2 separate regions of the Homo sapiens genome follow, and region 1 is linked to region 2. A link is a loop called in an ENCODE intact Hi-C map of the cell type or tissue named here. Cell type or tissue: ascending aorta. All regions are shown on one strand. Links, peaks and the distances in the headings refer to the core of each region. The heading gives the core; the rest is flanking DNA.

Region 1 (4,387 bases), core at 125-4,124, 54 kb after region 2:
CAAAGGCCCATCAGCAGCTGAATAAACAAAATGCCATCTCTCCACACAATGGTGTGTCATCTAGCCATAAAAAAGAGTGCGGCACTGACACAAGCCACAATGCGGATGAACCTTGATCACATAATGCAGAGTGGAAGAAGCTCAGGCACAAACAGCTATGTGTCCTATGATCCCGTTTGTATGTAATAGCCAGAGTCTGCAAATCCAGAGCAAGGGAAAGTGGATCCATGGTTGCCAATGGGCGGGAGGAGATGGAAGTTGAAAGGGACTGGTTTGTGGGTTCCTTTTGGGGTGATGAGAAAGTTCTGGAACTAGGTAGTGGTAATGATCGTCCAAGATTGTGAATGGACTTAATACCATGGAATTGTACACTTTAAAATGATTTAAAAGGTAAATTTTATGTTATATGTATTTTACTACAATAAAAAAATGTGCTGATTAGAGAAGAGAGATGCTAATACTTCTCCATCCCTCAGCTATGGACAGACAAATGTTATTGCACAGGTTTCTTCTGAAGATAACTGGTTTTTGTTTTTGTAGGCCGATACCTGTATTGAGTACTAAAAGATATATTAAATAGGACATTAAGTATACTAATCATAAAGGAAACGTTTGATAAATTGAGCTATATTAAAATCAACCACTTATATGTTCAAAAATGACCAGTAAGAGTGATTTGGCAAGCCACAGAGTAGAAGAAAGTGTTTGCAATACATGGATATGATAATAGATTTGTTTTTGTTTTTGAGACAGAGTCTTGCTCTGTTGCCAGGCTGGAGTGCAATGGCATGACCTCAGCTCACTGCAACCTCTGCCTCCCAGGTTCAAGCGATTCTCCTGCCTCAGCCTCCCAAGTAGCTTGGACTACAGGCGTGTGCCACCACACCCAGCTAATTTTTGTATTTTTAGTAGAGACAGGGTTTCACCATGTTGGCCAGGATAGTCTCAATCTCTTGACTTGGTGATCCACCCACCTCAGCCTCCTAAAGTGCTGGGATTACAGGCATGAGCCACCACACATGGCTATGATAATAGATTCTATGCAGAATACATAAAACATTGAAATCAATCAACAGGAGAAAGAGCATGGAAGGAAAAATGGTGCAAAGTCTTGGCCGGACACCCTAAGTAATATGTGCAAAGAGCCAAGAAATAGGAAGAAGTTTTTACTGATAGGCCTGTGTTCTTTCTTCTAGTCTCAGGAATGTAGTTCCTCATGATCTCTATGAATTTATTTATTATTTTTAATTAATTTTTAAAATTTCTGTCCGGGTTCAGTGGCTCACACCTGTAATGCCAGCACTTTGGGGGACTGAGGTAGGTAGATTGCTTGAGCCCAGGAGTTTACACCAGCCTGAGCAACATGTTAAAACCCTGTTTCTACCAAAAGAAAATGCAAAACATTAGCCAGGCATGGTGGTGCGTGCCTGTAGTCCCAGCTACTCCCGAGGTGGAGGTGGGAAGATCACTTGAGCCTGGGAGGTTGAGGCTGCAGTGAGCCATGATCATGCCACTGCACCATTATAGCCTGGGTGATATAGTGAGACCCTATCTCAAATATATATATATATATATATATTAAATTTCTGATTGACAAATCATAATTGTATACATTATGTTATATTCATGTTTTGATACATGTATACAATGTAATGTTTTGATACATGGTTTTGATACATGTATACAATGTGATGTTTTGAAATATGTATACAATGTGGCATGATTAAATCAAGCTAACCAGCATATCCATGGCCTCATTTACACACACACTTAGATTTATGTTCTTGAACTAGAGTGTTTCTTGAAAAGAACTTGGTCCTATGAAGTTCATACACACATAGAGACACATCTTTGGAAGTGAGAAGACTTTGGCAGCCCGGGTCCGCGGGTTCATGGAGCAGGCTGATTCAAATCCTCCATGCTGGCCGTTTGGGGACAGGTTTCCAGATGTGGCTGGGGGTGCTGTTGTAAACAGTGTTATTCCCTCTTCAGAAGGAGAGGCAGCAGCAATGGAGATGGGAGGAGAGCCAGAGGATGGCATGCAGGCTTAATCCTGCAGAGGCTCTGCAGTGCGGACGAGGCCTGGGGCTTGGTCTCGGGCTTTGGAGATAAGCAGGCTGCTGGTGACTTCCGAGAGCCACTTGCAGAGGGCTGGGCTGCAGGCTTCCCCTGCAGGAAACCCAGCCAGGACAGAAATGGAATAAGAAGAGCCCAGGGTGTGAGAGTTTGAAAAGTGCCACTCAGCTTCTGTTCTTTGGTTGTTTCTCTACCGGAATGCCATTCCCCTTTCACCTGGTGGCCTCTCATACATGCCTCAAGGCTCAGTTCAAATACTGCATACTTTCCTCTAGGAAGCCTCTCAGAGCCCATGCAGTCCGAGTCAGCTCCAACTGCATTTATGTATCTCGTCACTGAAGCTTTGTCACATTTGTAACTCACATGGGGATTTTTGGGCTGCCCCTCTTGTTTTTACTCCACTCCCATTTATAGGTTGGACTAAGTGAAGCAGAGACTGTTCAGTTGGCCTTCAGTGGCCATTCTCTTTTTCCTTAATATCAGAAACCTTATTTTATTGAGAGAATTGGTATATCCTTTTTGCCCTTCCCCCTTCTTTCTTCTCTTTTCTATTTATTTATTATTTATTTATTATTATTATTATTATTTTTTGAGACAGAGTTTCACTCTTGTTGCCCAGGCTGGAGTGCAATGGCGCGATCTCAGCTCATTGCAACCTCCGCCTTCCGGGTTCAAGTGATTCTCCTGACCCAGCCTCCCGAGTAGCTGGGATTACAGGCATGCACCACCACACCCAGCTAATTTTGTATTTTTAGTAGAGGTGGGGTTTCTCCATGTTGATCAGTCTGGTCTCGAACTCCTGACCTCAGGTGATCTGCCCGCCTCGTCCTCCCAAAGTGCTGGAATTACAGGCATGAGCCACCACGCCCAGCCACCCTTCCTCCTTCTTTCTAGCTGCCTGGAAGGCAGATGTGATGACTGAAGCTCCAGCAGCCATGATGGATAAAGAGGTTTCCTTAAGTGTGGAAGCCACTGCTTAGATAGTGAAGCAGAAAACTGGAAGGAGCCTGGATCTTATCATGGACCTGCCATATCAGCCTTGGACTGCCTTTACATGAGAGAGGAATACACATGTCATTTAAGCTACTATTATTTTGGATAGTTCTGTTATACATAGGCTAAGCAGAATCTTAACTGATAGACTTAGCATATCCTTGCAACTCAAAACTCCCTCTACCAACTCCAGAAGCATGGAAAAGTAATGTCAATTTTATGAATATGTCTGAAAAGATGGAGAAGGATATTATATTGCAAACCACATGAATTTCTAAAATCCCTTTAAAAATGTTTCTGTTCTTTCTCCAAGATACTTTTCCCTAGGGCAGCTGTTTAATTCCTATTATTTCCCTCTCTAACCCTCCAAATCTCCTCTTAAGCAGAAGCAACCATTTTCTCCCCAAGATCCTCAAAGCTTTGTCAACTTGCACATTCCAGCCAAGCAGTCTGCTGAGCAAGACAAGACCACCAGTTGCTCACTAAGTATGTCCCATGGAGTCTCAAGTTATTCTGCCACACTTTCTGTTATAAGTAATTACTTACACCTTTGTGGGTGCTTCACTTCCTTCCCCTCTACTCCATATGGTGGAGTCCTGGATGGCCCAGAACTGCTTCTTGCACCATTGTATCTCATTACCTGGCATAGCACCTGGTGCACTGGTGCTCAGAGCTTGTTGGATAAATGATGTGTAGAGTTCAACCCAACAATCCCTGGTCCTCTTTCCTGTGGCCACAGTCCCCATCACAAACGCCAAAGTAAATCAAGTCTTGTATCTCTTTGCCAAGTGAAGAATCTGGCTGAACGATGGTTATGCTCTGAGCCACTGGGAGTCTCTACTCCTCTGACCTTGGGGGACAGGATTTTACCTCCTTTTTGGTCTCTTTCTAAGTAGGGTGCAGGACAGGGAGGACGAACTTCAACTGGTCTGTTAGCTACAAAGTTGAAAGCAAATGTGCATCCAGGCTTCCCGTGTTTTCTGCGGGCTTTGCTCCATGCTTTCACAGGCTTTATCCCAAGCCTATTGGACAATTATTTTTGGCTCATTCAGTGAATGGCTTTCAGTCAATTTCTTCTGTTTTGAATGCTTGATGTAGGGCTCATCCTCATGTACTATAGTATTCAGAATATTACTGGAAAGTATTTCTTGTTAACAAATCTTTTTATCCTTAGCCCAGTTTCCTGTTCTTGGGTGCTGTGTGTGGCCTATCTGGTCACCTCGGTAAAGAATTCTAAGTGGGTTCCCTACTGAGGAGTTGCTTCTCAGATCCCACATCTGAAAAATACTGTCCTAGAATTTACACAATGTTTCATGTG
Region 2 (4,387 bases), core at 277-4,276:
TTAAAACAGTGCTGAATATGAAAAGGATTTCTTTACTGTGGGATTATAAGTTTATTTTCTTCTGAATACTTTATAAAATGCCAAAAGAAGTGGGCTTCATAACGGATTTTTAAAACCCACAAAAGTAAAACACCATGTAGATCTGAATGTGGTTAATTTTGATTTCAAGTTCTGCTTTCCCCCCTGTAATTTCTGTTCCTATGTTTTAAAAGATAAGTAGTCACACTGCTTCATCTCATTCTTCCCATTCCTGCACTCCCCTCCCCACACCAAATACAATTCTTGGGAAAGGAAAACAACTTCACATCAGGTTGAGATTTCTTTTTCTCCTTTTAGGTACAGGGTCTCGTTCTGTTGTCCGGGCTAGAGTGCAGTGGTGTGATAACAGTCATTGCAGCTTCAAATTCCTGGGCTCAAGCAGGTCCCCTGCCTCTACCCCCAGAGCAGCTAGGACTACAAGCCCACATCACCATGCCTGCTAACTTTTTTTTTTTTTTGCCCAGGTTGGTTTCAAACTGTTGGCCTCAAGCAATCCTTCTGCCTTGGCCTCCCAAAACACTGGGATTGCAGGCATGAGCCAGCAGGCTTGGCCTTGAATTGAGAGTTTAATGCAGTATTTTACTAGGATGCTTTCTATGCTCCACACCTATTTTGAAATGAAACAACACAGTTTCCATACAGCCAGCCTGTGAAAATATGGTACTTCTGGTTGGGCGTGTGCTGGGATGGATGGAGGTGGGGGGAAGCTTCACACAGAGAGAGCTTCACCTGGCCTTACCGCTGTTGATTGAGTGACACCCAAACCCTGCTGTTGATTGAGTGACACCCAAACCCCAAGGGTCTGTTGCATTCGGGGCATATTTGTGATGTGCCCGAAGTGCTTCTTGGGGCTCAGGGTTTGTTCATCTGATGTTTGGTCATTCCTGGGGACTCCTACCACCGAGCCAGCCATAAAACAAAGTTAAAGCAGCGAGTTGCAGAAGAGACAAGGGCAAGAAGCCAGCTCCTGTGGGACAATCACAGCACGCAGTGATCAGGGCATGTTTCTATTATCTCTAAACTCGGGAACGGGTCATGTGAAATTCAGGCGCAGGGCAGGCGGGAGAGCGATCCGGGATGGGCTGGCACGTACTGGGCACTGAATAAGCTTTTGTTCAGTGAATGCAGGAGCCCCGGGCGTGGCGGCTTTCACAGCCCCTCAGCTGTGACAGTTCCCCTGGGGTGGCGCCGCCTCCCCCTATCCTGGGGAAAGGCGTTCAGGGAGTGAGAAGCATCCCTGGGTGGGGTGGGGGATGCTGGTGAGAACCAGGGACGCCCTGTGGGCCCAGGGCCAGCCTGCTTTACAGAACAATTGGGATGGGAACACGGATGCCTGCTCTCCCAGATGATACTGCGAATCTATAAATATAGACTTAGACACACGTGGTGGACGTGTTCTCCTCCCCGGGGTAACGGAGATGTTTCCAGAGAGCAGATCTTTGCAGCCCTGAGAAGGACGCCCGAGAGTTTGTGCAGCCTGGGAGACGGCGGGGGGTTTGATTCAGGGGTGCCCGTGGGAAGGGGAGGGCTGGGTCGTCCCAGAACCTACTGACTGTCCTCGACCCCCGACTCTCTGCATGCTCCGGATCTCACTCCCGGGAGGGCCCGGAGAAAACCCAAGTTGGGGTGAGACTCAGAGGGGGGCGGTTCTAGTGGAGAGGTAAACGGGGGGGGACAACGCTGCAGCCCCCTGGGGCGAGGGTGCGCTCTACAGAGCGCTGGGGGCAAGGGCACCTGGCCTCTCAGAGAAGTTGGTGGGGGAGGGCAATGTGACAATTAAAGATATGTAGTCTTGAGGAATCAGTCCCCAAAGAGAGAGGCGATTGAATCTACCCGGATTTCGTTTAAGTGGGGAGCTGGTCTTCTTGGGGGAAAAAAGTGCAAAAAGAAAAGTAGAGAGGGTGGAGCAGGGGATGCGGCGAGTGGACCCCCAGTGGGTGCTCGGGGCGCGCGGGGTGTTGCTGCTGCTGGACGCCCTCCCCGCACCTCCGCCCCAGGCGCGGGGCCTGCCCCAACCCTCGCGCGGCCCCTCCCCCGTTCCCCCTCCCCGCCGAGCGGGCCTGAGCCGCGGAGCAGCTACGCGAGTGCGGAACTCGGGGCGCGGGCGGCGGTGGGGCCCGGGCGCGGGCAGGGCTGGCCATGGCGCGGGCGGCGGGCGCGCGGGGCCCTGCCGGGTGGTGCAGGAGGCGCGGGCGCTGCGGGCGGGGCACGCTCCTCGCCTTCGCCGCGTGGACCGCGGGCTGGGTGCTGGCGGCCGCGCTGCTGCTCCGCGCGCACCCGGGTGTCCTCTCCGAGCGCTGCACCGACGAGAAGAGCCGGCGCATCCTGGCCGCGCTGGTAGGTCCCGCCGCCGCTCTGCCCCGCGCCGCGCGTCCGGGGAGGGGGGATCACACCCGCTCCCGGTCCCCAGCCTTCCCGGGGACTTGGGTGGCGGTGGCACCCGCCGGGGACATGGGTTCCCGACACCTGCGTGGAGTGCCAGAGGCGCACGCCCCGGTCCCCCGAATGGGGACGCAGCCGGCAGTGCTCTGTGGGCGCGCTGGGGGTGTCTCTCCCCTTTTCGCCAGAATTCGCCCTTTGTCCCCAGACAGCCTCTCCGTCCTACCCTCGCCACCCCTGAGCCCGAGCTCCGGAAGAAAGTTTGCGGGTCTGATCCGAGTGTCCAGGGAGGTGCCGCGTCCGGTGTCAGGCCGCCGGGCTCGGGGCGCAAGCCAGTGCGGGGTTCGGGATCCGGGGTGCCACGCCTCTGTCTCTCGGGTCCGCAGCGCTCCAGCCCAGCCCGCGTTCTGTGATTCCACCCTGAGCTGCCAGGTCACCCCCTATCTCACCGAGCCCATGCGGAGGGCTGGTCTGACCCCGGCCCCCCTGCGCTCCAGAGCCCAGGCTCTCCGCGGTCGCGGTCTGTGGGAACCGACGCAGTGTGCGCTCGGGCGAGCAGAGAGCGCTGCGGAGGCGGCTGGGACCGGGAGGATCCCGGGTCCCGGTCCTCGACAGGCGCCTCCTAACCTGGGAGGGCCCGAAAGCTCGCACCCAGCAGCTCCTCAGCTGAGCCAGAGAATTAGGGAGAGAAAGAAACATTTCGCATTTTGCAGACTGCTGCGTACGCTGGGCTCACATCATATGAATGAAACGCCCACCTTTAGTTGATTGGAAACTTGGCTAGCCGTTCTTTCAGGCGCAAAGGAGACTTCAGTAAAGGTGGGAGTCCCCTAAATCCCAGAAAGGGGAAGATAGTAGCAGCTACTCTTACATGACTTCTTAAGCGATTATTCATTTCCTAAAATAGTGACCATCTAAGCATTTGGTTTGAAAAGAGATCTATTTTCTAAAAAATCTTCAAGAAACACATGGGAAGTTTTCAGTCCAGTTGCTTACATATGGGTGGGCCTTTTGAGATTGTAGATTTTCAAAATGTGGGACCACAAAGTTTTTAAAGTAAATGATTTTTTAAGTGAGATTGAAATTGTTTTTTAAAAAAATGAGCCAGGTATACTAGCTAAGACAAGTTATGCTCCTAATTGATTCTGACGCGTGTCATCGTGTCATCGTGAATTGAACATAGGTGAGTCACTCATAGATTCTATTGACCCCTTCTAGTGTTACACTGAAGTTTTAGCAAGTTTTGTTGTTGTTGGTTTGGTTTTTTTTTTCTTTTTCTTTTTCTTTTTTTTTTATGGAGTTTTGCTCTTGTCTCCCAGGCTAAAGTGCAATGGCGTGATCTCGGCTCACCGCAACCTCCACCACCATGCCTGGCTAATTTTGTATTTTTAATAGAGATGGTGGTTTGTCCATGTTGGTCAGGCTCGTCTCGAACTCCCAACCTCAGGCGATCCGCCCACTTCGGCCTTCCAAAGTGCTAGGATTACAGGCGTGAACCACCACACCGGGCCAGTTTTATGAAGTTTTAAGTTGCAAGAGCTCTTTGATTTTTCTTAGTAACCCATAAAAGTCCTTTTCATTTATAAATTTTTCCCCCCTGGTTTTCTTTTTTTGTGAAGGGAGTGCTGATAGACTAATTATAGTAAACAAACATTGATGGTTTAACTAGAGGGGAATACCTATTTACAAATTTAATGTAGTAATCCTTTAGATTAAGATAGAAAACGAATGCCATTTTTCATTTACCTTTGGTTAAGTGAGGAAAGGCTTAATAATGGAAATTAAATCGTCTAGTATAATTTAAGTAATTGCTAATCATGACTTTCCCAGCATTCCAGGTCATGAATTAAAACCAATTCTGTTTAGAGGCTTTACCAATATATCTTCAATGGCAGCCATATGGAATCATTTCTAGTCAGACATAAAGCTGGAGAGGTTGGTTCTGCCCCTGAAGATCGAAGGTTTGGCA

The links. A loop is a pair of places that touch in the nucleus more often than their neighbours do. Peaks named below come from ENCODE experiments on the same cell type or tissue, not always from the same donor. Only the 100,000 strongest peaks of a DNase experiment are listed, where the experiment ranks them.
Region 1: it touches region 2 in a loop (2.2-fold over the local background); 12 of 110 quality-filtered maps call a loop at or near these places.

The regions. Positions count from the first base shown.
Region 1 is chr18:74,400,724-74,405,110 of GRCh38, reverse strand. No RefSeq gene overlaps it. Among named protein-coding and RNA genes, the nearest start is that of LINC01922, 6.5 kb to the left of the region's middle. RefSeq lists an enhancer at 1,559-2,059. In ascending aorta, for the core only: no CTCF peak of the experiment used is centred there; no DNase peak of the experiment used is centred there.
Region 2 is chr18:74,455,051-74,459,437 of GRCh38, reverse strand. DIPK1C (divergent protein kinase domain 1C) reads left to right here and starts at 2,130. Exons shown (of 4, transcript NM_001044369.3): 1 at 2,130-2,376. The coding sequence starts at 2,179. In ascending aorta, for the core only: no CTCF peak of the experiment used is centred there; no DNase peak of the experiment used is centred there; H3K4me3 peaks cover 1,528 bases; H3K27me3 peaks cover 1,561 bases.